Regions from separate parts of the Mus musculus genome. Here region 1 is linked to region 2. The links are chromatin loops, found by intact Hi-C in ENCODE. Cell type or tissue: heart. All regions are shown on one strand. Links, peaks and the distances in the headings refer to the core of each region. The heading gives the core; the rest is flanking DNA.

What was found. Hi-C counts contacts between places; a loop is a spot of excess contacts. Peaks named below come from ENCODE experiments on the same cell type or tissue, not always from the same donor. Only the 100,000 strongest peaks of a DNase experiment are listed, where the experiment ranks them.
Region 1: it touches region 2 in a loop (2.2-fold over the local background); 5 of 42 quality-filtered maps call a loop at or near these places.

Annotation. Positions count from the first base shown.
Region 1 is chr17:74,803,033-74,818,937 of GRCm38, forward strand. The region is part of intron 13 of Ttc27 (tetratricopeptide repeat domain 27); the gene reads left to right. Among named protein-coding and RNA genes, the nearest start is that of Ttc27, 93 kb to the left of the region's middle. In heart, for the core only: CTCF peaks have their summits at 7,983 (motif pointing right) and 8,183; no DNase peak of the experiment used is centred there; H3K27ac peaks cover 725 bases.
Region 2 is chr17:74,860,832-74,876,736 of GRCm38, forward strand. It overlaps Ttc27 (tetratricopeptide repeat domain 27), which reads left to right. Exons shown (of 20, transcript NM_152817.4): 19 at 1,215-1,315; 20 at 2,503-2,739. The coding sequence ends at 2,625. Among named protein-coding and RNA genes, the nearest start is that of Gm31759, 82 kb to the right of the region's middle. In heart, for the core only: no CTCF peak of the experiment used is centred there; a DNase peak (open chromatin) is centred at 6,260; H3K27ac peaks cover 5,880 bases.

The DNA of each region.
Region 1 (15,905 bases), core at 3,337-11,336, 57 kb before region 2:
TTACGTAGATGAGTGTTTGACCTGCATGTGTGTAAATATACACCATGTGTGTAGTGTCTGCAGAGGCCAGAAGAGGTCATTGGATTCCCCTGGAACTGGGGTTACAGACATTTGTGAGCTACCCGAAGGGTACTGGGAACCTAATCCTGGTCACCTCCTGGAGCAGCAGTGCTCTTAACTTCTGAGCCATCTTTCCAGCCCTCAGTATTCATCTTTGATGACTGGTTTATTCCACTTAGTGTAGTGCCCTCAGGGCTCATCCATGCTACAATAGCTATTCGAACCTCTTCCTTACAAGACTGGATCATATCCCATTGCTACAATCTGTTCCCCTGCTTACTGGATAGAGATGTGGATTGCCTGTTATGAATTGTGCTGAAATGATAGGAAAATAGGTACATAAAAAGGTAGACCTGGTAGTCCTTTACACTGAATTTTTGAATGCTTTCAAAAATTAGCTTTCAGGGCTGGAGAGATGGCTCATCAGTTAAGAGCACTGACTGCTCTCCCAGAGTTCCTGAGTTCAATTCTCAGCAACCACATGGTGGCTCACAACCATCTGTAATGGGATCCAATGTCCTCTTCTGGTATGTCTGAAGACAGAAACAGTGTACTTATATAATAAATAAATAAATAAATAAATAAATAAGCAAGCTTTCAAAGAATCAGGTTTCATTAGAGTATTCTTCAAACAAAATTTAAGGTGTGTGTGTGTGCGTGTGCGTGTGCGTGTGCGTGTGTGTGTGTTGTAATGAGAATAACACTTAGTGTCCTCCAAAGCTGGTGACAGGTAGCAGTCTGGGGAAGAGTAGGACATTCACATACAATGTCTCTGCTGAAGTTGATGGGGATAACGTGACAACAAAGATGCTTAATGTATAACTTTGGAGTTGGTTTTCATTGGCAACTGTACCAATGCAGTGATTCTTATTACATATGATTTTGCAACTTCTGGAGATAATTTTGACTTTCATAAAGGGGAAGTGAGGGCATGTGCTATTGGCTTGTGAAAGGGAGAGATATCAGAGATGTTGCGGGGCAAAAATCCCATGATGAAATATCTCAGTGCACAGCATAGCTGTTTATACAAGCTTTTCTGGCCTTTCATGTCAGTAGCATTTGGTTGAAGAAACATGCCCTAATTTAAATCAGTCTTTCCCCCTCTCACATACAGAGAATAGGATGTGTTCAGCTTTGAGAGACAAGTCGTACTTGAGTAGGTTATGGAGGCTTACACTGCAGAGCTTAAGGAGCAAAGGCTGAGTTGTGGGCTGGAGGGACGGGAGAACTGGTAAACAGGCCGATTTTTCAGAGCCAGAGGAAATAGGGCCTTTACAATGGGAATGCTAGATTGACTCAGGCTATCAAATGTCTTAAACGTTAGGCTACACTCACTGACTTTTTTGTTTGGTTGTTAGGGAACCACTAAAGTTGATTTATGCCATGCTTCGCCTTCAGTGCAGGAATGGGGTGTGCACAGAGGGACGCAGGACCATTGTTTTGTGCACACAGCTATGGGAGGGGGCACTAGATAGCCTGGGTAAGAAGCCGGTAGCAAGCTACACTTGCAGGGGAGTTATTGGTGCGGGAGGGACACTGGAACAAAGCGATGATTTGGGGGAAGTTGCAAGGGAAGAGTTACAGGCTAATGGCTTTGTTATACAATTTAGAACTAATTACTGAGACACAGAAGTGACAGCTGTTCAAAGCACAGTCACAATACAGACAGATATTATGTGAGGATACTTTGCCGCCTGCCATGTGTCTTCAATCCAGGCAGACCGAAACAAAAGCCAAAATACACAGGCATTTATTTGGTGCTCCAGTCTGTATAACTGCTACAAACTGTAACTCAAACACTAGACTTAGTAACTTGTGACCCAAGTTACTAAGTTGGATGTCTCTGAAGAGCTGTCATTACTGTGTGCTGTCTCTTTTGAGTGCCACAAGAAAGAGAAGATAGAACTTTAAAAAACAATGTTGTCCATAAGGTTAGTTTCAATGTGAGATCTTGGTAAATGGGGAGAGGCATCTGCAGAGCATCGATGTCAAAGCAGCACGGTTTGGCTTTGTGTTGAGGGATGGGCTCCTGCGCTAACCTGCTGTTTACGGTGCTTTTCTCAGAGAGCCAGAAGACACGCACCACTTACATTAGTGCTGCCATCCACTCAGACCCACCCATTTCCCCCCACAAGACTCAAGAAACTAGCAAAATTTAATCTTGGGCTTCAGGGACCTAAGTACTAAACACTGAGGTAAGAGGGGAGAAATCTAACCAAATCTCCATAGGTTGACATGTAAAACTTGAGTTCTTGTTTCTATTGTTAGTCATTCTTCCCCTTGTTCTGACTTTTATGCAAAAAGTAAGAATGGCTTGCTTAGATATCAGTTTGTATAGCAGGGATAAAGGAAAATGTTCATTCCTGTCATGCGATCCAACCCAGCTCAACACATGTTGTTTTCTTTTCTTTCCTTTTCTGTTGCTCTCTCTTTTGAAAAGCTTCTTTTCTCCTTAACTCCTCTACTTGGCTAACAGAGACCTCACCTTTGTAAGGTCATGTGATGTCACTGGGAGTAAGGACTTGAGACTCAGGTAACCAGGAGGACTGGAGAGGGGAGTAGTTCTGCTGCTGGATGGGGAAGGGGAGGCATAGTGCTGATGTGAGGGGAGGTGGTTGTTGAATGAGGGATGGGAAGCGCAAGGATGCTGAGAGAGGAGCTGGCTTCTCAGCTGGAGAGAGCTTGAGGAGAGCCATGGATTCTAGTGTTCATATGACTGTCCAGTGTATGCTTGCTCTTTAGGGGGCCCATCCAGGAAGGGTTTGGCTTTAGTTCTGTAAGGATTGACATTGTTTTAATTCCTTAATTCAAGATTTTAATTCTACTTTGGACTGGGGGGCAGCTAAGGGGAGCGAGGGGAGGGAAGCAGACAAGCTCACAACTGCCTGTAGCTCCAACCCCTGCAGATCAGCGCCCTCTTCAGGCCTCCAGCAGCACCTGCACTCATGTGCACAAACACTCAGATACACATATACAGAACCTAAAAAAGTAAAAGTAAATCGTTTGTTTGTTTGTTTGTTTTGTTTTTTTCGAGACAGAGTTTCTCTGTATAGCCCTGGCTGTCCTGGAATTCACTTTTTAGACCAGGCTGGCCTCCAACTCAGAATTCTATCTGCCTGCCTCTACCTCCTGAGTGCTGGGATTAAAGGTGTGCACCACCACGCCCGGCTGTTTTTGTTTTTGTTTTTTTTTTTTTAAATAAATCTTAAAAGGAAAAGAAGGGTATATCCAAATGTAACTTGCAGCTATGAGGTGAGGATCTTTTCTTTTTTGTTTTTCTCTAGCATTTCACTTTTTATATAGGGCAAATGAAAATGAGCAAAATTAGTTTTAATAGATTAATTTGTTGTAATAGTGTAGGGTTTTGATCTATTCAAACATTCTGGATAAAAGGTATTAAAATTCTGGATAAAATTCCATCTGTCATGGGACAAATCTAACATTTCTAAGTGCTGCTATAAATTCATGTATGCTAGACAGATATTGACGATGAAGTTACTTGTTTTAGAGGACACAAATTGCACACAATAAGATGCCATTTTGCTTCATGTATTTCCTGGTAAGCGGCTTCTGTGTTGTTGCTAATAGTGGTGGTGGCAGTATGATGAGATACTGACTCACTTTGTCTCCCAAAATGGTCCAGAATTCACAGTCCTCTTGCCTCGGCCTCCTGAGTCCTGGATTATATTTGAACCAACATACTTGATAGATATTTGATTTGGGGTTTTTAAATACAGTAGTCTTTAAATCCCCCAACATGATAAAATCAACAACTGCTAAATAGTTAATAGATATGCTTTTTAAAAATCATCAATTTGAAATTGTTTTAGTATTCTTTGTCTTTTCGGAAAGGTGGTTGCTTGGATAGGTGGTTACGTAGTTATGTGACTAAACAGTATCAATGGCCTGCCATAGAGCAGGTGCAGATGTGGCATGCATTAGCTGGGCCAGCCTATGAGCAGAGAGCAAAGAGCTTGTGCTGGAAAAGAACAAAAGGAGAACCAGTTTGTGAACCACTTAAGGCCCTGCTTTAGGGTTATCTAACTCTACGGGTAGGGGACTCTATTGTGATTTTGTGTAAATGACGGCACACATAGTATTGTTGAAAGTTTAACTGTGACTTCAGCTGTGAGCAGGAGCAGGAAGGAGCAGGAAGGAGCAGGAGCAGGAAGGAGCAAGAATAGGTTGAGGTTTGCTACAAAGGAAAATTTTCGAGTTTACCCTTGGATTGGCATGATTGAAGGAAGCCTTGGAACCAGTGTGAATGCCAGATGCTGTGTGTGTATGTGTGTCTGTGTCTGTGTCTGTGTCTGTGTCTGTGTCTGTGTCTGTGTCTGTGTGTAGTACAGGGGGATTGAACCCGAGTGTTGGCACATGGCAACTATACATTATACTACGCAGCAACATCTCCTGACTCAGATGTCTCTTAAATTAGCCACAGGAAATTCAGGAAGAAGGGAAAGTACCTTTTTGCAGGAGATGTGATATGGTTTTGGGTGTTAAATAGGAGGTGACGGTGCTGTGTTAAAGCAAAGATAGCTGACAGTCCCTTAGAGCTAAAAGCCTGAGTGAAAAGCCATTGTATAGAGCATGCAGATGCTGCTCCTCGGACTTAAATTGAAACTGCAGTAGTAAGCAAATGTCTTAGAGAACATTGTACCAGCTTAGAATATGAGACCGAGCCCTGTACTCTGGACATCTCCAGTGACTGGAGGAAGGTAGGAGAAGGACACTGCCAGAAATACAAATGAAATGGAATATACTCGGGTCAACACAGCACATTGGCCAGAGGGGAAAGAACTAAGGGAAGGGATCATAGAAATGAAACTATCAGGGTGATGCCAAATGCTATAACATTCATAGAAAGCCAAGAACTGGTCCCTGGCTTGAAGCCTGCTGGTGACGATCAAAAACAGACTCTGAGGACTGAAGAGTGGGTGCGGTGAGACAGCAGATTACTATCAGTAACCTGCTTCCTAGGGAGATGGTGGTCAAATGCAGTGCTGAACCGAGAATAGACAGCTAAGTAAAGAGATACTAGACGGCCTTGTTTTATTGCAGGCAGAAGTGAAACACTGGTGGACAAAGGTGAAGGGAAGCCAGTGGCAGTGCTGAGTGGTAGGGGGCAGTCAACGGGACTAATGCTTTCCTGAGACTGGAGCTTTTTAAAGCACTGATGATCTAAGCTAGGATGTAACGTGGATTCCTTTAGCAGTATTGAGAGATGCAAAAGCTTGTTAAGATGCAGGCTTGCAATCCTTTGTTTTTTGTGTGTCAGTGGGGAGAGGAGAGGTGTGAGTCCCCTGTGAGCAGTGGTAGAATAAATGGGCAGTGTGCTTTTGCTGCCTAGAGGCGAATGAAGCAACAATGGATGGTCAGGAAAGGCCTGATGGAGAAGTGATTTTCACTGAGCACTTAAAGAAGGGTTAGATTCACAGAAGTGAAACTGGGGGCATGTCTTCTGGGAATAATATATTCTGCATGTGCAAACACCAGTCATTTAGAAAGCAAAGATTCTTGGTGACTGTAGAGTTCTGACTTTATTCTATTCTATCCTAATAGTAACACAGCAAGGAGTTTTACATATGACCAGGCTTCAGGTACTGACTTTTAAGCACTCTGTAGATACTCTTAGCCAGCGGCACAATCACCAAGATCCTTAATGTTTTTACTAACTTTATAGATGAAGAATTAGAAGTGTCAGTTTGTACCAGCCGCTGTAGTTGATGAAGACAGGAGTTGATATTCAGCCTGGACATTTGCCCTAGCTTCAGAGCTCTTAACTTCTCGGTTTGACCTCTGTAGGAGATTGTGGAGGACACAGTGCCATATTGGCCAAGGCCAAGTCTAGAGCGTCCTGAATACCTTCAGCTGTTAGCGTAGACGTTGTTTCCCGTCAACAAAGAGTCACTGGGCTATTGGAAGAAGCAGAATAAAGTTGTAAGATTGGAGCTGTCTGGCACAGGGTGCCCAGTGAATCTCCTGAGCTCTCCCTGTGAGTCAGACCTTTGAATCATGGTTCATCCCAAGGCCTGGGCCATACTCACCCTTATGTACAGGGCAAATGTTGCCTGTCCTTTTAGTGGTTTTTGTTTTGAGGCAGGATCTTACTGTGTAGGCTAGGTTGGCTTTGAGCTTGTCATTTTTCTGCTTCAGCCTCCCTAACACTGGGTTTATGGCATGTGACACTATGCCTGACTCATTTTAGTTTTTGAAAGGATAAAGTATCTACATTTGAAATGTGACCCAATAATTTCTGTCGTAAAGTTATTACTTGTGGTAGAAAATTCAAGGAGGTTGGTGTTCCCTTTTCAAAGAGCAGACAGGATGGACATATGTGAATAATATGTACAGAAAAAAAAGAGTCTTTTTCTTTCTTTCTCATATTGGCTAGCAATAAAAAAAAGAAAGGAAGGAAGGAAAAAAAAAAGAAAGGAAGGAAGGGAAAAAAAAGAAAGAAACTCCTAAGGCTTAATTTTACAGCTGCCAAGAACCCTGTGGTAGCGTCTGGGCCGTGATAGAGTGGGGAAGGTGGAAACCCTGCCTGATGCCTGCTTGGTTCTGAGACCTAGGAACCCCAGAGGCATGGCACAGGCCGGTCTGTTCTGTGCCTGCATAAGGTGGAAAGCCGAGTCTGCAATCACTCCACTGCTCGGAAAAGCAGAGCCAGCATACGTATGGGCTAGCTCAGTTCTGGTGCAGTCAGCTCTCTGCAGCAAACGTGCAACTGTCTCTCCCGCCTGTTGCTCTGCAAGGTGATGAGAGAAATCACTCTTGCCCGTTATCTGTAGCCAACAGGGAGATAAACCTTCTGGGAAGGTCTCGGGAGCAGATGACTTACGTGGTGTAAGTTTTCTGGAAAGAAGAGGCAAATAACAGAATAGCTGTAAACATCCAAACAAGAAACAGCATTAAACAACCAATAGTAGAATTCTTTTACAACAGTAAAAGGAAAATTAAGGAAACTATCCCCTTAGGGAGACAGTAAAACTGACAGGTTAAAGAGTGTTCTCCTTCAGTGAGGGGAATATTAGAGTGCAAGTATGGTGATGCACGACTTAAGAGCATGGAGCATGTCTTGGGGAAAGCCACTACCAAACAGAGGTGGCAGTGATCTTGGATTTGGCCTAAGGGTATTTCCTGTTTGTTGAACTATATTCAACAGCTTGTTTTCATTTGTGCCATGAGACTGAGGTAGGGAAGAAGGCACAGGATAGAGAACGGGGCGTGCCTTTAGGGCTAGATTATGTTAACCTTTAGTTCATGTGACAGACAGACGCCAACCAGTTGGTCCCGAAGGGACATAGCAGAAATTGTGAACTTGTTTATTCATGTGGACAGCGCCCCATTCCCACCCCCAAGCCCCCCAGTCCCTTAGGAAGAAGGAACTCTGGGTAGCAAGTCAGAAAACTGGCGAGGCAGTGGTGGTGCACGCCTTTAATCCCAGCACTTGGGAGGCAGAGGCAGGCAGATCTCTGAGTTCAAGGTCAGCCTGGTCTACAGAGTGAGTTCCAGGACAGCCGGGACTACACAGAGAAACTCTGTCTTGAAAACAAAACAAAACAAAACAAAAGGAAATTGTGATATCCAAGCAAGTGGTATTTCTGTCTGTTTCCTTCGTGCTGTAAAGTTATCTTTTTAGTCATAAAAGTAATTTTACTCATTCTCTAGTGGCCTTAGATGGCTAATTTCTATTTTTGGTGTTGAAGTTTATAAAGTGCTGTAATTGCTCTCCTCACTACCCAACACTGCACTCCAGAAACTAGTAATCATGAAGCTTTGAGTAAACTTCCTCTATAGACCATGTTTTTCTCTTGGCCTCTTTTGAATTGATTTCTAAGGCCTCTAATTGAATAGACTCCCTTTATATCTCTTCAAATCTGCTGATTCCAAATACTGTCTTGTATGACCAATGTATTTATCCCACCACTAGATGGCACCAGTGTACCTCAGAACCCTATCACTTCTGGGGAGTCCCAGAGCCTTGGAATTATAGCCTGGTTTAACACCCCCCCCCCCTTAACATCCAGGAACTGAGTCTCTGAGGTTGCGTATTACAGCTGAAGCCACGCAGGTGCTCAGAGTCTCCTGAGTCAGCCATCGTCTGCTCACTTCTGTTATACTCTCTCTGATGCTAGGGGGCCATATTCCAGCCACTTGTGGTTTTGTTTTTGTTTTTTGTTTTAAGTTATTTAAAATATTTAAGCAATCATTATTTAAATACAGGCATCACATTATTTAAAATAAACAGTTGTTTTGCTTTTGTTTTTTGCATTGACTCCCATACAGTGGACTCTGGCTTCCATAGGTCATGGCCAGCAATAGCAATGGCCTCCTGGCTTGCTCTAGATGTGTGAGCTCTATAGAAATCTCAACAGAGCCTTTCTGCCAAGTGCTTGTTTCCATTTTTGGCAAGACCCTTTTGATGCTCCCCTCCATCTGAACATGCCCACCCCTCTGTTGCTGCTTCTCTGTCTGTGCATGGCCTGACAAGGCAGCCTTTGGGGAAGGACTCATTTGTGTTCTGAAGGTACATGTTACTGCATTATTTCCCCCCGTCTTTCGGTACTGGTGACTGGGGTGGTGTGATGATTTGTATGTTTGGGCTAGGAAGTGACATTATTAGGAGGTGTGGCCTTCTTGGAGTAGGTGTGTCACTGTGGGTGGTGTGGGCTTTAATACCCGAGTCCTAGCTGCCTAGAAGCTAGTATTCTCCTAGTGACCTGAAGTTGAAGATGTAGACACCTGCACTGTGCCTGCATGCATGCTGCAGTGCTCCTGCCTTGATGATAATGGACTGAAGCTCTGAACCTGTAAGCAGCCTCCATTAAATCCTGCCTTTATAAGAGTTGCCTTGGTCATGGTGTCTGCTCACAGTAGTAAAGCCCTAACTAAGACAGGTGTATTGTCATAAACCATAGCTCATGTGCGGGTAGGATGGTATATTGAGAGGCAGTGTGGTGCGGTGGGGAGGGTGAGGCTTGGAGTAACACTGATGTGGTTGAACACCTCCTATGTTCAGCATTTCCTTAATGAGGGTGACATTCATTACCTAGCAGAGTTTCTGTGAGGAATACATGAAGTTGTAAATGGAAAGCTCGTAGTGTCAGGGCCTGGCATACTTAGTAGATGCTTGTTAAGGTGACTAGAAAGAGGGAACAGGAATGATTATAGTATATGAAAGGTTGGAATGAGATGTGGCTAGGCAAAATTAGTATATACTATTGTTAACAGAAATTTTGGGTTCTTAGTTCCATTAATAAGGTAATTTTAGAATAGACTTTAATGGAAAATTATGTATAATTTTATTAGTATTCAAAAAAATTCGCAGAGCAGGCAAGCTGTAAATCCCAACAGCTGTCTGGAGGAGGAGACTGGAGAGATAAGGAATACCCTGTCCTTTGAGTTAAGCTGGTGTGGAGGTGAGACACATGGTGACACATAGGGGCTTGGAGATGTTGTTTAGAGAGAGAAAGAGTAAGGAAGCCCAATGTACTAGAAAAGGCATATTTAGGTTCTGGCCAGCACCTTAAAGAGAAAAAAAAGGGAAAAGAAAAGCTGTACATTTGTACTCAGAAAAGTGGGCACGCTCACAGAGTCACTGAGGCTCTTGACTGTACTCGAGGCTGGAGGAGAATACGTCATCAAAGGGCTCATTATTCTACTGTTTCTATAGCATGGTTTAAGATGAGCTTGCCTTCCTGGGGGTAATCCTGCCTTCCTGAGGGGTGGTCTGTAGGCTTAGATATTTTCAAAATCTACTTTATTTAGGATTCTTAAATGCTCCAACCTCCCTTCTAGCCCACTGATCAGAGGTAGGGGAGAAAGGTGATTAAGAGGAAAAGGGGGTTGTGGACCTGTTTGAAGTAGTTCCTTGGGAGCAGTTCCACTCTTTGTTGTCAGGATACCAGCAGTCCAGTTCAATAACAAACACCAAATACAGATCAGTAGTGGCAACTTGATTTAACAGAAACAGCAAGGCAAGCAGCCAGAATGAGCTGGAACACCCTGAGAATTCCTTTGATGTAATTCTATGAAGTGAGGACTAGTGAAGAAGAGTGCAAGAGCATCCTCTCAGTTTATGGCCTTCCATTTATCTTCTTTCTAGACATCACACATCCTCTCAAGGGTCTGTTTTCAGCAAAGCATCACATGCCCTCTGTACTGGCTAGTTTTGTGTCAACTTGACACAGCTGGAGTTATCACAGAGAAAGGAGCTTCAGTTAAGGAAATGCCTCTGTAAGATCCAACTGTAAGGCATTTTTTCAATTAGTGATCAAGGGGAAAAAGCCCCTTGTGGGTGGTGCCAACTCTGGGCTGGTAGTTTTGGGTTCTATAAGAGAGCAGGCTGAGCAAGCCAGGGGAGGCAAGCCAATAAGAACATCCCTCCATGGCCTCTGCATCAGCTCCTGCTTCCTGACCTGCTTGAGTTCCAGTCCTGACTTCTTTGGTGATGAACAGCAGCATGGAAGTGTAAGCCAAATAAACCCTTTCCTCCCCAACTTGCTTCTTGGTCATGATGTTTGTGCAAGAATAGAAACCCTGACTAAGACACCCTCTTACAAAGACACCTTCCAAAAAGCATGTGACACAACAGAGTACACAACAGAGTTGTTAAAGAAACCGGAAATTTTCACTTCATATCCCCCATTCTGTTTTTTTTTAATAAGAGTTGTCTTTTTCTCTGTCATTAACAACCTACATGCAATAGAAATAATTATGAGAACCATAAAACTAGAACTTTATACCATATTTTAGATAAGGTGCTTGTATACAACATATCAAACAGAAGTCAAGCAAAACAACCTTAAAATTTTATCATTAAATATTCAGAGCAACCTTAAATTTCCATCGAAATACAATAATGAAACAAAACGACCTTAAATTTCTATTATTAGACAATAGTCGAACAAAACAATCTTAAATTTCTATCATTATACACCTATGCCAAAGTAAAATATTTAAGACTAGTAGGCTAATTGGTTATTTATTTATTTATTTATTGTTAGTCCCCATTTCCCCTCCTTTTCTCCATTTTTAGATAGAAGAGAAAGATCTCTGATTTAAACATTGTTTTGTTTCCTCCCGGACCATAACCAGTATCAGCCAACCACTCTAGATGATAAACAACCATTACATGTCAAACAACCAAAAACATCCATCCTATCTTTTGGTAATAGGGGAGTCATGTTCTTAAAATTACTTGTCTGGAAGTAAGGATATCTTTTTGGTACCCTGTGAAATTTTGGATATTGGCCAAATCCTGGGAAAGCTAGCTGTATTTTTTTATTTTGTCCAGTCTCTGTGTTGTCTCTCCAGTCTCTTTATAAGTTTTGTTGGTATTCATATTTTTTCAGTCCTTGTAGATACATAAACATAACTATATCCTCAACTTAAAACTATTGCAGGCTTCCATTTTAATGTCAACTTATAGTATATTGGGTTGGCTTACTTCCTCAGTTATATTGATAACCCAGTGTCTCTCAGCTGTTCCTTTTCCACCAACATTAAGAAAATTTAGGGTTAACAAAGCATTATCTAGTCTGTCCCTGCGGGTTTTTACTCTTCCTTTTTGTTTAATAAGCATCTCTTTTAAATTACGATTGACTCTTTCTACAACTGCTTTTCCTATAGGATTGATTGTGTAGTATACATACCAGAAATATGTTTTATATTGTAATATGCACAGAATTGCTTTATCTTATTGGAAACATATTCATGAGCGTTATTGGTCTTAATTTGCGCAGGTATCCCCATAATTGCCATTATTTCTAATAAGTGTGTAATTACACAAGCAGCCTTTTCAGCTCTTAAAGCAGCTGCCCATTGAAACCCTGAGCACCTATCAGTGGTATGGCGTATATACCTTTGTTTTCCAAATTCTGCAAAATGAAAAAGATAATTTCTTTTGGTACCACTAGGGTTACTGTAAGGTGGTTCTGAAGTTTGGTTGTATAGAGAACATATAGGACATTTTTTATTTCTGTGGCTTTGTTGCCAAGTGATAGAAGTTTTTTTTCTTTAAATCTTTACTGTTAATGTTTTTCATGAAATTTTGAGGCTTCTAACATATTTTCTATTAGTAATTCATCAATTTCCTCATTTCTGTGAGCTAATAGACCTAGCAAGCCTGTATGAGACTGAATATGAGTAATATATAATTGATAGTTTCTACTTCTGATGGCCTGTTGCAATTGTGTAAATAGCAAAGTTAATTCTGAATTAACTTCGGTATGAGAAATTCAGCAGTCTATATGCCAAACAACTCTTTCTGAATATAAAGAAATAGTAATTATATTAAGAGATTCAGGATAATCTAATCATACTGTAAGAATTGAATACAGTTTTGATTTTTGAACTGAGGTATATAGACTTTTGGTCACTTTGCTTATTTTGTGTGACTTATAACCTGCCATCCCCATCTGGTTCGCATCTACATAGAATATTGCTGCTTCTGGAATTGATGTTCTCTTTACAATATGTGGAAGAATCCAATTAGTTCTTTTTATAAACTATATATGTTTGCTTTTTGAATATTTGTTAATAATTCTTCTCTAAGTTACATCAAGCTCTTGCCAATTTTATGAGTACTTAATCAAATTGTAGGTCTCAGCCAGTAAATATCTCCCAAAAATTTTTGAAAATTGTTCTGAGTTTGTAATTGGTTCCTACTGATCTGTACCTTCTGTGGTCATTTTTTTTTGTTGTTGGCTAATTTTATAACTAAGTGAATCTCCTCTTTGTATTTATTCTGAAGAAATTTGTACCACCACACCCTGCTGGCCACCCCCTTAACCCTCTCCCCCCCCCCCCAGCATGGCAGAATTCTTTGTATTTCTTTTCTTTTTTTTTTTTTTTTTTTTTTTGCAACAATCAAGTCAGTTTTATTGAAAAATTTCTCTGTGGCATGTGTCTTGTTTTCGGGAACATTTTACTTATCTACTGTAAAACTTTTTTCAACAGAGGAGTGAATCATTTCAAATAGAGAATGCTGTTATTTTATGTAATAGTATAAACTGTTATTTTACCACTGCTTATCATTAGTAGATTATATATCAAGAAACTATTTTCTTTCATTACTCATGGGATAAAAGTCTTTATCATTAAAGTTGTATCATGGTGTCATAATAATCCAGTGTTTATGAATCAGGGCTCTCTAGAGGAATGCAACTGATAGGATGAATACAAGTGTGTTTGATTTATTCGAGTGACTTAGAGGTTGTAGTTCCAGGAGTCCAACACATAGATGTCTCCTGGAGGAAAGGTCGAGAATCTGATAGCTGTCCACCTCATGTGCCTGAAGGTCTCAACAGTTCATGTCTGGGCCTGGAATTCCAGAGAACTGTTGCTCTTTAGTCTGTGTCAGATCCTGAAGATGTACCTTCTAACACCAGCAAATGAATGTCTCAGCAATAGGGCAGGCGGGTTTGCCAGCACAAACGAGGGCACAGAGACAGAAAGAAAGCAAAGCTCTCTTCTTCAATGCGGTTTTATGTGGGCTGCCTTCAGAAAGTGTATCCCCCATCAGGGAGGGGGTCTTTCAACCTTCAGTGATCCAGATTTCAGGTGGGTCTTCACACTCAAAAGAGCTAATCCAAAAGAACAAAACATATATAGAACCCTTACAGGTATGCTCAGCTCTAGTCAAGTAGACAACTAAGAACAGCCATCATCCATCACCTATTTGTATATTTTGGATACAACTAAGGCTAGGTGACTCATTGATTCTGCCTTTATATTTCTTTAAACATTTTCTCTAAAGAAGCTTCATCAGAATCAGCCAACAAAATGCCATCCATGTAATGATAAATGATAGACTGAGGAGATTACCCATGAATTTATTGTACCAAATATTGACATAAAGTTGGACTCTTTAACATTACCTGTGGAAGTACCTTCTAGTGGCATCTCTTTAGTGGGTGATTATTATTCAAAGTAGGTACTGAGAAAGCAAACCTTTTCCTATTCTGCTCATGTAAGGATACAGTAAAATAGCAGTCTCTCAAGTCAATTATTATTATAGGCCATGATCTCAGTAACAAAGAAGGTGAAGGAAGTCCAGGCTGTAAAGGACCCAGTGTTTGAATTACTTTTTACTGCTCTTAAATCTGTTATTGTTCTGTAGTTTTCTGATTTTTGTTTTTAACAACAAACATGAGAATTCCATCGGCTGGTAGGCTCTTCTATATGTTGAGCCCCCAGCTGTTCTTGTACCATTGTTCAAGTGCCTGCAACTTTTCTTTTATTATGGCTCACTGCTCTTGCCACACAGGTTGGTTTGCTAACCATTTTAGGGGCAAGGCTGTTGGTATGTTAGCAGTGGCCCCTTTTATAAATTTGGAAAACTCAATCCTTGTGTTGTCTTGTGTTTGGACAGTGGGCACAGCTTGTGATTGTTCCCAATTATCAGTATCAATACTTTCCCTAGGAGCATCCACCAGATCACCCCTAGTTTCCTCATTTGATGTCCCCAAATTGCAGGGATATTAATTTGAGTAACCCATTGTTGTAAAAGACCCCTTCCCCACAAACTTACGGCTATGTCAGCCACATAAGGACTTTCTTCCCTGTTTGCCCTTCTCGTCCCACACAGGTAATCCATTGGACACTGTGTCTTATTTGTGATAATTTACCAGATCCTGTAAACTGTGTGTAAACCTGAAGTGGCCAATCTGGATTCTAAGACTTTTAGGAAAGTATACTAATGTTAGCTCATGTATCCACCTGTATTTCAACACCATTCATTTGTACCATTCATTTGCACCATTCATTTGTACCATTAATTTGAATCTCTGATCATTAACCACTATTTGCCAGAACACACATTTTCCAGTACTTCCAAAAGCCCCTGTTCTTTCTACTGGAGTAGCCTTGCCCTTTATGTAGGGAAACAGTAACAGCTGAGCAGTTTTATCCCTTGCATTAATTTGTACCTCCTTTTTCATATATATCATAATTTGTTTATCTTTCTTGCTATTCCCACTTATAATACCTGGGTGCACAATAAAATTTCCCAAGATTCCTACTATCCCTGAAAGTAAAGGATCATAAACACCAGTGGTTAGCCTGTAATATTGAAATTTGGGGGGTAGTGTAAGAGATGTATCTTTGGCAAGATCCTGAGCTGCATCTATAAGATCAGAAATACTTAGTTTTGATCTTCTTGTCCACTTGGTATTTCCTGGCTGACCAAAGGAAGATGGCTCTTATTGTTTGCTCCAGGGTCTCAAACTGAAAGCCCGCTCGGTTCGTTTCCCAACTGTAAGGTTATGTCTTATGAATATCTTGGACCTACAATCTTTAGACCAGTGTTTGCCCTTTCTACAGTGGCTACAATACCCTGGAAGCTTTTGTGTTTCATAGCAGCCAGAACCTCCTTATTCTTGTCTATGAATGCCATATTCTCCAGACTTAATGCACTTGCTATTTTGAGACCTGAATCTTTTATTTTTACAGTTTCTTGAAATGACCAAATTCATTACAAAGCACTGGGCATTTTGGTTCCTATAACATTGGCATGGTGCTCCTGAAGGCCAGCACCAATTGTCTCTCTTATCCATTTGTGTATTGGTGCTCCTTGTGCTTTCAATGGACTGACTGACCTCTTACATTTAATATTTGCATTTTCAAATGCCAAGATCTCTGTCAATGTACTCTCTGGTTTCAGGGTCTGATTTGGTCTGTTTATAGCTGAACCTGATCTGTAAGAAGTCAATAAAGGCTTCCCCAGGGCCATGTATTACCTTAGTGAATGAGATGGATTGTCCCCCTGGCTGCTCAGTCACATCCCAAGCTCTTAACGCAGCAACACAACATCGTCAATTATGACATCATCAGATCAGATT
Region 2 (15,905 bases), core at 2,611-10,610:
AAAAAAGTAAAAACAACGGAAAGATCCCAGCCCCGTCTGTGCAGGGGCTGCAGTTGTTCACACAAGGCATCCTCCTCTGGGAGGAGTAGTCTCCCGTCAGAATTCCGTCTCAGAGAAGCAGGCTCCCAGAATGCCAAAGGCCGTTTCTAGGGATGAGAGATTCCCTCAGTGCTGATGCCAGAAGTGGCTTGGGAGTCGGGGTGCCTGGCCATGCTTCCACTCCCTGGGTGCAGATGTGCAGATTGATGGTGCCAGTTCTCCGGGGATGCTGTAAACTTTGAGAATTAAAAATGCAGCAAGTTGGGGCTGGTGAGATGGCTCAGTGGGTAAGAGCACCCGACTGCTCTTCCGAAGGTCCGAAGTTCAAATCCCAGCAACCACATGGTGGCTCACAACCACCTGTAATGAGATCTGATGCCCTCTTCTGGAGTGTCTGAAGACAGCTACAGTGTACTTAATTATAATAAATAAATCTTTAAAAAAAAAAAAATGCAGCAAGTTTTTTTAATGGGCTGGAGAGTTGACTCAGCAGTGAAGAGCACTAACTGCTTTTCCAGAGGTCCTCAGTTCAATTCCCAGCAGTCGCATGGTGGCTCACAACCATCTTTAATGGGATCTAATGCCCTCTTCTGGTGTGTCTGAAGATGGCTACAGCGTACTCACATCATTAGATAGATAGATAGATAGATAGATCTTTTTTAAAAATGCAGCAAGCTTGTGAGCTTGGCACATGTGGTGTGTCACTTTGCTGGGCCAGTCAGATGCGCAACCGCCTTAGTGACTTGGGACCGTGGAAGCCTACTGAGATGCACTGCATCTTGGTCCTCTGTCCATCTTGGGCCTTGCTTTCCAGTGAGGCTTTATTTGCCTGCCTCATTCACTGGTGTGTGTGCATGTATATGTGTGGGTTTGTGTACGTACATGTGTGTGTGATCCCCGCCTAATGGAACTCATCCGAATTCTCCTTAGCAGTGCTCTCTTATATAGGATGAAGGATGGAGGGTCAGAATGTAACTCAGTGGCAGACGAGGGCTTGCCCAGCGTGCACAGGCCTGGGTTTGATTTCCCAGTACCACCAAGGAGAAAAAAGTGAAGGGGGAGGGGCTAGGGAAGTACAAACTTGTAAAGCTGATTATTGTGAATTCTTAGTAAAGGGCTGCTTTGTCATCCTGTAGATGAACAGCGCTAATGCCTTCCCTGCGTTCATCTTGCAGTGGCTATGAAATGCGCTGAGAGCAAGTCCATTCCCCAGGAAGCTGTACAAACACTTTCTTCAGTTCGACTCAATTTACGTGGCTTGTTATCCAAAGCAAAGGTAAGAATGACCTGCGAGTTCACTAGAACTGTGGGCTTGAAAGGCCATCAGCGTCAGGTCACTGCTGCTAAAGGAAATAAGTAAGTAAGTGAAAGGCAGACTGAACTCCACTTTAAAGTGAAAGTGAGTAGAGAGAACTGTCAGAGCCTGGGCAGGCTTGGTCTGCAGGGCTCTGCCCTCTGTTGTCTGCCTAGAGACGACAGCAGGAGGTCAGCTCCTAGAGCCCAGGTAAACAAACAACAATACAAACATCTGCACAGAAACTATTCATTGAAATAGCCTCTGCTCGCAGGTCTTTCAGGCCAGGTCCTCTCAGGACAGAGCAAGTCCTCTGTCCTCAGCACCTCATCTTTGTGCAAGTCACAGCCAAGAATGGCGTGAGGGCTGTCGGTGGAGCCCAGGGAGCTAAGTCAGATGCCCTGCAGGTGCAGCAGATTGATGCCCTGGAGATTTGTGGTTCTTTCTAAGCCTCAGTTTCTCGCTGCTCCTCCTTGCTACGTTGAGGAGGACTGCATGTTCATTGTGATTTGTAAGTACTGTGATTCCTGGGTCAGAATATGCTGTGTGTGTTCAGGCTCTTTGCCTAGAAGATGGTTTTTTCTTCTCCACACACTGTAGCAATGTTTCTGTCAGTCTGTTAGGATGTGCTATTGAACAATACAAATCTATTCAATTGGGATGAAAACAATGTATAGCAAGGCGAATACATTATATGTCACAGTGAGACAGATGTCTACTCTATGCAAGCCTACCTGCCTCCCCTCCCTGCCCATGTATGCTTATAAAATCTTGAAGCTGGTTTTCCTGACTCACCAGGCATGCACAGTAGATAGAATTTTGTTAGGACGAATGAACATCATTCATTCAAACACTATTGGATAACATTGACAAAAGCAGTGAACATTTACGAACAGAGTAGAGATTTGAACCCACGGCCTTGGACCCTCTGGGCAAGTGCTCTAGCAGTGAACTGTAGTTGGAGAGCTCTTGAGTCTGTAAGTTCAGGCACACAGTTTGCATTTGTACCTTTCTGGGGTCTGAGCAGACACTGCATTGCTGCTGCACAGTTAGAGTTGCACTGTGCAGAGAGCACTGGGTTCCAGATTGCTATAATGACTTAATACCATGTCTGTATTGTGTGGAAGAAATTTTCACCTTTTGATGGCTGTACTGCTTTTACATTGCAGCAGAATTTTACAGATGTGGTAAGTGGAGAAGTCTCTGGAGAGCTCGCCAGTGAAATAGCAGCTGTGAATGCTCTGGAGGCAGAGCTGCAAGACCTCAGCAACCAGCTTCGAAACCGGTACTGACTGAAAAGCAGCTTGTGGCGCAGTCTCTTCTGCTTTCTCCAATTCCTCCAGTACCTGTATTTCTGAAACACAAGATACCCGTTTTTAAAATAAATTTGTTTGCTGGCAAACGTCCTTATTTTGTGATGTTCTCAGATGTTTGCACTTGTGAAGTTCATTACACAGAAAAATTGTTTATACCTTTGGTTATTGGTAAGTTCAGGATTTGCACTCTTGAAGCATTCTGGCACAAGGAGGCCAGCACAGGGTTCATCCTTGCTCAGCCCCACATGAGCATATCATTCTTTGGAAAAACTTAGTATAAATGAGGTGGGGGACACTGAGATACCACAAGCTTGTGGAATCATTAGCTTGGCTCCATTACTGTCCTAAAATGAGAAAAGAGTGGATTTGGCGCTGGAGACACTTACACTTGTTGGGGTCTTGTGTTTGTGTCAGACACAGACTTAGCTAAGTTGGAAGTGTGAGTGTGGTTTAGCTTCCAGATCAAGAAACAGCAAGAAAAGAAGGGGTACACCCACATTATGACTCTATCATTAGCCACTAGGAAACGGGCTGTTAGCTCTTCATGGTGAAACTGCCAGGCCCAAGGACGTTGTTTGATAAGCTTACTGTGGGTAGAGACAGCTAGAAATGGTGCCCTCTATCAATGCCTGACTGAGATGCTTGTCAGTAATGGCGGTGGACATGTATCCTGAAGGTAGCTGCTGAGCTTACTCTCACCACAGAAGTCAGAGAAAGGAATTGTTTGGTTTCTGGCCTGCGTTGCTCAGATTTGGGTCCCATGCACAGTGTGAATCACTTGTCCCTTGTATTTTCCATGTTCTTATTTGTAATTGGGAATAATTTCTACCGCTAGTTTCTTTCTGGTTTTAGCTGTCTTTGGAATTTAACATTTCATGATCCATCAACATAAAGTAGTCTTAACACTTAGAGGATCTTTAAAAAAATTCTTTCATAGGTGAATTTTGCTTATGAATGCTTACCAGTTCTAAATATTCTTAATTCCTTAGCCATCTGCTTCTCTTTTCTATTATCATACTAGCTTTCCAGGGGAATAAATATGTCCAAAGTTTCTGCTCTAAAAGACAGTACTCCTGAAAAAGTTCAGTGTCATGAGATGGTAACAGGAATTATGACTTAGTCGTTTAGGGAAGCCACTGGGGAGTGGGGTGGGTGGGTGAATATCGGGCAGATAGGACGTGAATGTGGATGGTGGGTGGCAATGGGTGGAGCAAGGCTTTAAGTGAACGCTTTGTCAGTACCTAGCAGGTAAAAGAGAGATGGGAAGAAAAGAAATGCCCAAAAGAACATGAGTTCTGAAATCAAGTGAACAAATGAATCAATTTATTCTCCTTTTAGTTCCAGTTGTAGCAGTCACAAACCACACTGCAAAGCAGTCACCTGCATTCTGTTGTCTTCTCCATAGCTATGCTGAGTCACAGCCTCTCTTTTGTCATGGGCTGTTTGCTCAAAAGAGAGCTGCTGATGTTTTCCTTTGGAGGTGTAGACCAAAACCAAAAAAGGGAGTGATGTGACATGGTGGGTGTGGGATTGTGGGTGTGGCGTGGTGGATCTGGAATCGTAGGCGTGGTGGGGTGCTCTCACCTAGCGTCAGCTTTTGTGGTGAGGACCACTCATCTGATCACTGCTGTGGAGTCTCCGTGCAATGTGTCATCTATTTTGGCTAAATACTGTATTTCCACCTGTCTTAATTTTTGTAGTTTCAACATTGGTTTTCTAGTACTAATGTCTCTTTTTCAGAATCATTCTTTTGCTTTGTAAGCTGCCAGAAGAGAAGAGATGTCATTCCAAAACTTAGCTAGCAGCAGTCAGTCGCTGAATCAATATTACTGGCCAGCTGTCACGTCTCTCTCTGAGCCCTGTCAGCTCAGCTCTGGAAAGAGAAGAAATAGGCAGATCCCAAAACCCGAGTTTTCCCTGCTGCTTGGATAGGCTCTCCCAATAATTGGTTGATTTGCCTTCTCTCGTGAACAGTGGGACCACGTTGACAGTGTGCCTTTCTTTCTTTCTTTTTTTTTTTTTTTTTTTTTTTTTTTTTTTTTTTTTTTTTGGTTTTTTCAAGACAGGGTTTCTCTGTGTAGCCCTGGCTGTCCTGGAACTCACTCTGTAGACCAGGCTGGCCTCGAACTCAGAAATCCGCCTGCCTCTGCCTCCCGAGTGCTGGGATTGACAGTTTGCCTTTCTTCACTGAGTTCCCCAAGAAATTCTGTGAGGTCTTAGTTGATAATAGCCTATGATTTGTTAGGATTATTAATTAGTAAATTCCTTGTCAGCCTTTTCCCAGAGATGAAGCATATTTAACTAGGACCCTGAGTGAGTATAGACAAGTGGAAGTGAACTACAGAGCCCTGTAGACTACTCTGGCTCATTTAAGGGCGGAACACGTGGCCCTCTGTTATGTGAAGCTTCATCATGATAGCGAGGGACCCAAACGCTGAAGAAAATGATAGACTTTCCATGTCACTTTTGTTCCTATTGGGTGTGTTGTTAGTGCCACCCACTCAGAAACGTGGGACAATTGATGAGCATATGCTGCGGTCTACTACCTCCCAGACTCAGTTTGAGGACTGTGACGTACCCTCAGGTCTTGGTAGCTCGGGCTCTGCAGGACCTTATCCAGTTTATACCACTAGTTGTAGTTCTACCAGCTCAAAGCTGTACTTGAGCCCAATGAAAAGGGTTTGGTTTTTGTTTCCATTTTGTTTTTATAACATCCATGTCAACCTAAGTTGCTGTTTAGATAAGAACTCTCCTGGCCAAGAGTGAGGAATAAAATCTCCGAAGTGGATGCCACACACTTCCTGTCTGCCTGTTCATTCAGCAGGCCCTGAAGTGAGATGGCCAAGAGCCTTCATTCGGGTGGAGGGGCCCGTGCTGTGGCAATGCAGCTGGGTTTCTCACAGCACGCAGGAGAGCTTATAAATAGATAGACTTCAATCAACATGCTGCTTACTCAGGTATGCGCTCAAATATAGTAGCTGTATTCCTTAGACAGACGCTGCCACTAAACCCAGGACTATACTAATAAGAGCATAATCCTCGTGGGCTGCAGGTAGCCTTGGGCTCCGCCTTTCACAGCCAAGACCTAATAATAATTGTGGCTCGTTTGCTCTTCACCAGGAGAACGCAAAAGCTGAGCTGGCTCTTGAATTGTTTCCTCTGTGCTTTCAGTTAGCAGGAGTGGAGATGTGTGGCTTGCAGCAGAGGCCGTGTAAACCCTGGGCTGTGTGGCTGGGTGTACCTCTTGCTACTTGGCATGGTACACTTTCTCCTCCCCCTGGTTAACAACATCTGTGCCCATAGACTGTTTTAGTTTTTCCTTTGACCTTCGGACAAACAGCCGCTAATGCATTATGTGACTCCTTTTGCAGTATCAGAGTTTGGCTTTCTATGGGCAATTTTTATTCTATTTTATTTTATTTTGCCCCTTCCTTGGGCTTGGCTTTGTTCAGCCACACTGTCCTCCTCCCACGTTCTGCAGAGCTGGCTGTAATTAGTTCGCTTAACACAACACCAAAAAATTTCCCCTTGCCAGTGATGTCAGATCTGCCTTCCCTTTTATTATTCTGACTTATAAACTGCAGTGACCCGTGAGTCACCCTCGCCATCTCCTGGCCCTGTGCCCACATTGTGATCTATGAAAAGGGAGTCCTGCCAAGGGCTACAAGGCGGAAAACTGATATTATTATGGTCTTCTGAATGGTAACTCTGAGCCATTTTTTAATCTTTTGTGATGTTCTTGCCAGAAAGGGGGAGGGGATGGTAAATCATAGCAAAGTGAAGGAGCTAACCCACGCATGGCTAACTTTCTCCAGACAGGGGGCTCAAGTGGCTATCAGTATCTGTATAGAGTTAGTGCTGCTCACAGGCCAATGTGTGCTTTCAGGAGACTCAGAGACTCATAACCTCTCAGGCCTGTGTCTTCATCTATAGCCTTGTAGAGCAGGCATATAATAACATCAGCAGCCAAGAAGAGGCATCAGGGCTTTGGAAATGAAAATATGTAACAGAAAAACAGGGCAAGTAAGAAACCATTTGATGATAACCACTGGCACAATGCTAGCTGTAGACTCCTAGGGCTCCCCATGGTCTAGTGCTTGCAAAGCCCTGCTGTTCTCTGGGTTTCCATCTGTAGCGAGCTTTCCCTTGTTTCTGGGCTGAGGGTGAGGCTAAGGAAAGGGGCAGTGGAGAATGATGGACTATTTTATTTTATTTTATTTTATTTTATTTGTTAGGTAAAGGAAGAAAGGAGCCAAGTTAGAAAGATAAAGGGAAAAGGTGGTACGGATGGATGGCCGGAAGGAAGAAGAGACTAAGGATGGGGAAACAATCAGGAGGGGGGAGGCTGTGGGCAGGGACTGGAGAGGAGGGTATCAAAGCCTGGTATTGCATGAGCAGCAGTGCCATGGCAGGCCTCTTTAGTTGGTACAGCTAATGTATAACAGGTTTCTATAAGATGAAGTGGGCAGTTGACTGCCTGGATTAACTAGACTGAAAGCCCAGCTTTTATCCCTTCCTAGCTATGGCCACAGTCGAGCCCCCCAACCTCCCTGAGCCTCAGTCTCCTCAACTGCTGGCCAGCCAGAGTTATCAGAGGACTTAGGTGAAGTTTTCTGTGTGCAGATAAGACAAGTAACTCTTGGTGTCATCGAAACGGGCATTGCTGATGATCTGTCAGTTCTCAGGGGCCGTGAAGTCCCTGGATGAGGGCGACCTGCAGCGTGGCTCCAGTTTCTATAATCCCTGGTGTGTTTTGGGGGTGCAGGGGGGCGGTCATAGCCCTGTATTTTGAGAAACGATGGTGCAGAATATCTCAGTTGTCTGTGGAGCTTCAACGCTACTTATTGAAATCGTCGGCCTCTAGGAAGTCTGGTGCCAGGGCTGATAAAGCAGTCTCAGTAATTCTACAGCTGCTTGGCCAGAGACAGGCTTATGTCTCAGCAGTGCCTCCCCCTTTCCCCTTCTTCCTCTCTTCCCCCCACCGCTCCTCCTCCTCTTCCTCTTTCCTCCTCCTCTCTCTTTCTCCCTCTCCCCTTCCTTCTCCTCCTCTCTGATCCCCTCCCCTCCCCTCCCACTCTTTCTAAAGCTTCTCCCTAACAAGACCCCCCCCCATTTTTATATCTTGTTTGTTTTAACAACCCACTGAACTTAATTAGGGATATTTGCAGTCACGTGGGTGTGAGGTTATTTACTGAAGTGTGGGTAACTTACCAGTGCTTGTGTCATGAAGAAAATGACTTCCAGTCTGTCATTCAGCAGCCGTTAGCTGTCAGTAGCTCCCCAGAGAGGGTGGGGCCTCTGAGCCCCTCCATTATACCATGCTGGTGGTTGGCAGAGACAGTTGTTTAAAAGATTGGCCTACATTCAAGTTAGAAGTTGTTTAAAGACGTGACAAGGAGCCAGGTGTGGTGGCCCGTTCCCATAATCCCAGCTGTTGGGAGGCTGACTGAAGCAGGGGGATTAGACATTTGAGGTCAGCCTGGGCTACCTGGGGGAGATGGTTAGCGCCAGAGAGAGGGTGAGGTGTTTGTGTGTGCCTGGCATTTATAAGCCAATAAAAAGAAAGAAAACCAAACAACCCAACTAAAGAATTGAGCATTGTGCTAAAGGGAATAGCCAAATATAAATACAAAACAAGTGCTAAGACTCAACTTGAGTCATGAAATTAAAATCAGAGATGAGCACAGACTCTATCAGTGGCTAATGGTTAAGTGGCAGTACCTACTACGTGCTCCTGAGAGAGGAAAGTGACTGCCGGGAATGACAGCTTTATATAAGCACTCTTCCTAGAAACCCTGCCGATCTTTTGAAGCTGTGCATACCCTACAGCCCACCAACTTTGCTCTAGATGCACACAGTGCAAATCTGTCCATGTGTGGACCGTAGCTCTCACAGAGGCTTGTCTGCAGCAGCATTGTTCATCAGAGGCCCCGGGTAGAAGCCCTTCACCCGTCTACCAGAGGTAGACTTGGACCAGGCGTGCAGTCCAACAGTCTGCGTCGATGATAATGAATTCCCTACAGCCACAGCAGCATCGGTGGATTTCTTAACACCCTGTATGCATGCTTTCTTTCCCCCTGTGGACATAATAGAAGCTCAAAGAGCAGTGGAATTAAGCTACGTTATTCACTGCCTCGTGCTTGGTGTTAAGTCAGTAAAAAAGGAGAGGTAGTGATTACCTCAGGGTGAGTGAAACTGGTTGCTCTTGTGGGTTCAGGTGGGTGTTGGCTGGGAGGTACATAAAGGGCTCTGGGGAGTAGCAAAGTCACCTTCATTAACTGGGGTGGCGGTTAATGTGGTTCTTGTGCCATGAGTCATTGAGCTGAGTGGTTTTGTTCTGTGCCTTGTTCCAAATGTGTATTGTATTCACAGTGGAAAACTCCAAACGTGAGCAGCAGCGTGGCCGCACTCAGTATGATCTCTGGAGTGTGGTTCACACAGCCCCAACTCCACCCCTGTCTGTCCGTCCGTCTGCCTGCCTGCCTGCCTATTTCTCTGTCTCTCTAAATCTGTCTGCCCCCACCCTCTCATTAAGAGAAAGTATATGGCTTTTCGAAGTGAGATTTGACAATAGAAACCCAAAGTGAACTGCATATAACTAATCTCTCCATTCACCCCGACCACCAAACCTCTCCTCAAAGAGTTTAACATTGCACAACTCTAAGTTGCTAACTCCCTGGCATAACTTGTATTGTTTGACACTGTACTCTAGACTCTTCCCTTCTTTGATGTCTTTCAGCCCAGAGCCTATGCCTTTCCACATTGGTGTCTGGGGAAACGCTGGGGGCTAACCTAAGGGAGGCTGGGCCTTACTCACTGACTGAGCATGCTCATCTTAGTGGCTGGAGCCAGCTTCTCACATTTCTTGAAAAGTGTGGTGTTGACATGTTTAATATCCTGTGGCATTTCCACCAGGCACTGTCGTGTGATGGAAAAATTCAGCGATAACGTCTGAAGGCCAAGTTGACTAGCAAGGCCGTGCATGAGACGCTCTGCCTCACAGCTCTGGCTGGGTGGTAACTTTTGTCTGAGCTGTCTGAGAAGTTACTGATCGGCATATCTAGCAGGATCCACAAAGCATCAGTTACAGGGACAGTGCTTATGTGTGCCTGGATCTGGAACAACAACAAAAAAGGTGAAATTTTACCCACGACCGCATAGGGATGATAAATGGAAGACCAGTGCATTACACAAAGGAAAAAGATAACCCTAAGGTTTGAGGCTTTTCTGGAAGAATTCCAAGAATGTATATGGCAAGGGGAGGGATGTCTCAGGGCAATCCATTAATAGCTGGTGACCTGTAGATCAAAGGCACAGTGCTTTATGAATCGTCACCAACACTCATCCCATTGCCCCCTGTCTCACTGTCCCTCTTCTGTCTGTCCTAACGATGTTCCTCCAAGAATCCCAAATCAGTCCTGGCAGCATTTGCTTTCCCATCTTCAGGAATGCAGCTGGCACATTCTTTATGTGAAGGAAGCACTCCTGGGAAGGATATGAACCAGACGGAGTATCTTATTTCATCCACACACAACTCCAGTGTCCGGGCCCTGAGCAGGGCTGAGGATTTGAATGGAAGGAGACTGGCAGAGCTTCATTCTGCAAACAGCCATGCATGCGGTTGGGGATGCAGGGGATGGGTGTTCACTGTGAGGAGGAGCTCTGTGGTTGCCCAGTCCCCTGCATCTTAGGACCCCATCTCTCTAAGGCAGTACTCACCGACACAATTTTTAATCCTTGACTGTGACGTTCCATGGAGTGAACTCTTTCTCTGCATGGATCCCAAGATCTGTCAGGTCATTTGGCCATAATTGTTTGAAAATTCCTCCTCATTTCACTGTGAGTTTTGTGAATTTTAATAAGAATTCTGTGAAATACTGAGATGACAGACAGGCCTCCAGAGATGGCACCAAGAGATCCCTGTCTGGTGCATTTACAGTCCTATGGAACCCCTTTCCTGGAGGATGGTGGTTTTACAATAAAATCCTGGCAATGGTGAAAGGATGTTTCTCCCAAAGTTATGAGAGACTCAGCAGCTCCCTGTCTGCTTTTGATAACGTAAGGCGCCGTGGTGGAGAGGCATGGAGGGCCTGCAACCTCCAAAGTGCAGAAGAAGGCAAGGAACCAAAGTCCCATGGTGCCATCAGCCAAATCCTACCAGCAATCACTTCATAGAAGCAAATCTACCCCAAGTTGAGCCTTCCATCAAGACCCTAGCCCTGACTGACACCTTGATGGCAGCTTTTTGAGATGCTCTGAAGTAAGAGCTGCCTCCCCCCAGCCTCAAAAACAGGTAATACCAAGGGCCTCTCCTCCCATTGATGGCCAACTAGGCAAAACTAGGAAAGGGGATAACATTTGAAATATAAATAAAGAAAATACCTTTAAAAAAAAGACCAGAGGTAATAAATGTGTTGTTTTAAGTTGCTTAGCAATAGATAGCTAACGGTGGATTCTGTCACCTTTACCCCCTATAATATATTCCTTAATAGTCATTAACTACAGGGTTATATTTTACAATTTCAACTATTGTGCAGATTAAACTCAGTGTGCTTTGTTCGTGTGGCCTATTGCATTGCAATCTGTCATCTTTTGAGATACAGGAAAAATGACTGGCAGCATTAATAATCTTGCATAGGGCTTGAGAGATGGCTCAGTGGTTAAGAGCACAGACTGCTCTCCAGAGGTCCTGAGTTCAATTCCCAGCAAGCACATGGTGGCTCACAACCATCTGTAATTAAATCTGACGCCCTCTTCTGGTGTGTCTGAAGACAGCGACAGTGTACTCACATATTAAAAAAAGAAAAAGAAAAGACTCTTGTGTAGAACACAGCTCTCTGGTTATATCATGACTCTGCTTCAAGACCCTCTGAAGTTCCCTGAGGCACGGGCTTTTCTGTACATGTGTCATGTGGCTCTGAACCACTGCCCTGAGCAGTTTTCCCATTGCTGCAGGCACCTCAAGATTCTATTAAAGAGTTGGTGCCCAGCATCTTCCTGGAGCCTGCCTGTTTATCCATCTTCTCTCCCCCTGCCTGGGAAAGAAGTGTCGTAGCTGCCAGTCAGCCCTGACAGCAGCAGCAACCACAAGTATGAGAAAGGAAAGAAGGCTGAGAGTGGGGAGACCTTGGAAGGATGCTCTTCCTTGTGCTTGCTGATAGAAACCACCCCCGAGCCCCTCCCTAAACCACCGAAGAATCCATCTTTCGCCCAGGCCTCCGAAACCTAAAACAAAAGTCTATCTTCAAGGACATCTGCCCAGCAACTGTCTGTGGTTCACTGTGGCCAAAGATTATTGTTTCAAAATATCTGATGTAACTCCTCGTTTTTGTCTCTGAAAACTGCCTGGCCTCGCTTCCTTAAATACACCCATTGTTGACTGTGGCACGCACTCTCCCATGGCAGCGTGGAGCTCTCCCCAAGTAATTGCCAGTGTTTCTGGTAACCTTCCTGGTTGTGTTTCTTCATTTTGTAAAATGACACGACCTTCACGATGCGCTCTCTTCCCCTTGCCACTTCTTGTCAGCAGTGGAGAACACTTCTTCAAGATCTCCCCTTTCAGGTTTCTTCAGACCCCTAAGCCAGATGTTATGTCCCCTCTTTCTAACCTTCCCACACACGGCACTTTTGTTTTTGCTTTGAGTGGTATCTTACTCTGACCATCATCCTGAGTGGCTCTCCACCCTGTCTCTGGTTCTGCCTCTTCTGGTCACACAAGTGAAAGTAAAGGCTCTCTCAGGATAGGAATGGTTGTCCCTCATTCCCTGTGTGGCCCAGTTCTTGAGGAGTTCTTGAGGAACAGTTTGCTCAAGACTCTATAGTCAAAACTAGGTCCCCTGTCACTTAACGGATGCTAAAGAGCATCTTCTGTGGGTCAGGCCCTGTGGTTTATGCTTAGGGCACAAAACTTGGCTACAAAGTATTTTTGCCCTAAAGAATGTTAAGGTTGGGCTAGAGAGATGGCTCAGCAGTTAAGAGCACTGACTGCTCTTCCAGAGGTCCTGAGTTCAAATCCCAGCAACCACATGGTGGCTCACAACCATCTGTAATGAGATCTGAATGAGACCTGATGCCATCTTCTGGTGTACCTGAAGACAGCCACAGTGTACTTATAATAAGCAAACAAACAAACAAATCTTTAAAACAAAAAACAAACCAAAAATGAATGTATAGGTTTAATGTGATTCCAAACACTAGGTTATAATAGTCCAATGTCATGAGTGCAGAGACCCTGTTACTACTGCCTTCAAGCCATTCACAGACCCCATTACCCACTGTCTACAAGCCATTCACAGACCCCATTACCCACTGTCTTATTTGACACAGCCTGGAGAGGAAGGGATGAGTTATCTCAAAATGCAGTTGTCCAGGAGTCAAGGTATAAAAATCCAATCTAGTCTCCTTGAGTGTGTGTTTCTTTCCTTTCCTTTTTCCCCTTCCACTCTAACTGCCTTGCCAGCAGCCTTCTCTGCTGGTCTTGTGATGAATGAAGCACATGCCCTTCCTTCCAGGAGCTTAGCAGAGGGTGGCAAGACAAAGGTCAGATGGGGCTCATAGGAGCCGGTTAATAAAACAGAATCCAAAATGTGTGATGAACTCCAAATGTAGGCATACTTCCAATCCTAATTTAATAATCATTTTCACCTAAAAACCTTTCTCTTCCCTCCATACCCCTGCCAAGAGATGATCTCATTCCTCTGGGTATTTTTCTTTTAAATGGGCCTCTCTCTCTCTCTCTCTCTCTCTCTCTCTCTCTCTCTCTCTCTCTCTCTCTCTCTGTGTGTGTGTGTGTGTGTGTGTGTGTGTGTGTGTGTGTGTGTGTGTATGTGTGTAGGCTCATGTCACTGTGTGTATGTTGAGGTCAGAGAGACAAGCTTAGGTGCTAGCTCTCCTCTTTCAACTTTGAGGCTAGATCCCTTGTTTGCTACTATTATGCCAGGCCAGCTGGCCCATGGGTTTCTGGGAATTCTCCTGCCTCTGTCCCTTAAATCAGTGTAGGAGCAGTGGGATTGCAGATGTACTACTGTGCCTGGCTTTCCATTGACTTTTGGCCTGGTTTTCTAGTTCTACAATTATAAACCATGACGATTGACTTGGATTATACTTCCACATCACAGTGATCATTGGAGGAAGTCAGGACAGGAAGGCAAACAGCAGGGACTGCTGTATACTGGCTCACTCCTCAGGCTGTTTTCCTATAGAACCCAGGACTAGCAGCCCAGGGATGCCACCACCCACAACGGAATCCCATCAATCACTAACTAAGAAAATGTTCTACAAGCTTGCCAACAGCCCAGTCTGATGGAGGCTTTTTCTCAATTGAGGTTCTCTCCTCTCAAATGACTTCAACTTGTGTCAAGTTGACAGACAACTAGCCAGCACAGTTATAAAGATTCAAACTCTAACACTTGCAGGACAAGTGCCCTACCCATTAAGCAATCTCCACAGCCCCTCTCTTTGGGGGTTTGTTCATTGAACTTCAGAGCTATGGGCTCATTGGTCACCCAGTTTAGAGAAAGAAGAAAGGACAGAATAAGAGCCTGTGTACCTTAATGTTTTCTTAATGATTAGTGTTAAGATTCCGTTTGTGGTCTACCATGAGGCTAGGGCAATAGCTACATTTGGATCCTGTGTCTACAGTCTGCTGTCAGCACTCCCAGGGGTCATACTGTGCCCTCGCCGTGGTCTTTCAAGCTGCCTCAGCTGTAAGATGGGGTAAGCGTATATCATCCTGGAGCTGTATGCAGATGGGCATTCACGTGCTGGGCTACCACAGGGGCAGGGCAAGCATTAATCCCTTTCCTCTGTTTCTTTAAGCTGGACAAAGTAGGGTTAGAAATTGTGAGTCTATGAGAACTAATTATTTCCAGCTCACACATCCAACCACCGCAGCACATTTACCACAACAGGCCTGGGGAAGCACACCCAGAACCCCAGCACTGGGGACCCTGACACAGGAGGATCTTGGTTTTGAAGTCAGCTGGGCCTCTTCAGTGAGACCCCCATCTCACAGGGAAAAACAAAAGACCAGATCTTTCTCCATTGGTCCTGGCTGCGTGTCCCTCGCTGTTTCTTTGTCTCTGTGGAGGTGGCTGAGAACATATGTTCATTGTATCTGTACTTAAAGGGGTTCTCTGGAATTCTCTCATTTTCTCCAGATGACCTTGAGAAAGAAAAGGGTATTTGTGTTGGCACACACAGCCAAGGGAGAACACGTGTATGGGTGGAACATATATATCCAGTCATAGATGGAGATGTGAATATTTTTGGCTTACAAATTGATTTTCCTTTGCTATTATTCTCAGGCCAAGGAAGCCCCAATTACTTCAGGACTTTCCTGGAGTAATTAATTCACCTGGATGGTTTTCCTCTCCTCCCTTCCTGTAGGTCCCTGCTCAGGAACTTGTTCTTCATTACCCAGAGATTGTTAAGCCAGGGAGTGCCTGCTCCGGAAAGAGGCTGTGTTAGAGGCACACAAAGACACAGGGGCTAAAGGAAACGGAGAACACACCCATGTGCTCTCCGTCTCTCTGATCCTTGTCTGAGGGATGCTCTGTCCCAGGCAGATCTTGGAAATGTCCACAGAGGAAGAAGGGCACTGGGAAGGAGAGGGTCCACAGGGCGGTGAGTGGACCGAGGCCTCACAAGTGGAATTTGCTTTAAATACCAAAAGTCATAGCAGAACCAGAACGGTTCAGTGGCACTGAGGACGTAGAAGCATTTAGAGGCAGCCCGGGTCAGTGGGTGTGATGGCTGGTAGTGGATGGGACCCTCAACTGAAGAACTGCTGGGCCAGGTTGCCATGTGAGACGGCATTCTCTTGATTATTAGTTGATGTAGGAGGGGACATCTCTCTGTGGTGGTACTATTCCTACACAGGTGAGTCTGGGCTGCATAAGAAAGTTAGTGACTAGGAGTCTGGGAGCAAGCCACTAAATAGCTTTCCTTTGTGGTCTCTGCTTCAGTTCCTGCCTTGAAGTTCCTTCCCTGGATTTCTTCAGTGGTGATTGTCTCACCTTGAAGCATACGCTAAAATTCTTTCCTCCCCAACTTGCTTTTGATTATGGTGTTGACAAGTACCATGCAAACAGAAAAAGCAAACAGTAACAGAAAAGCAAACTAAAGTTCCATGTAGGAGCGTGTGGGGAGAAAGGCCCACATTGAGCCCATACTGATCTTCTCTGTGTTCGCCCTGCTGAGGCAGACAGTGCTCGGACAGTCTGATATCTGGTTCTGAGCCTGTCTTCGTCTCACGG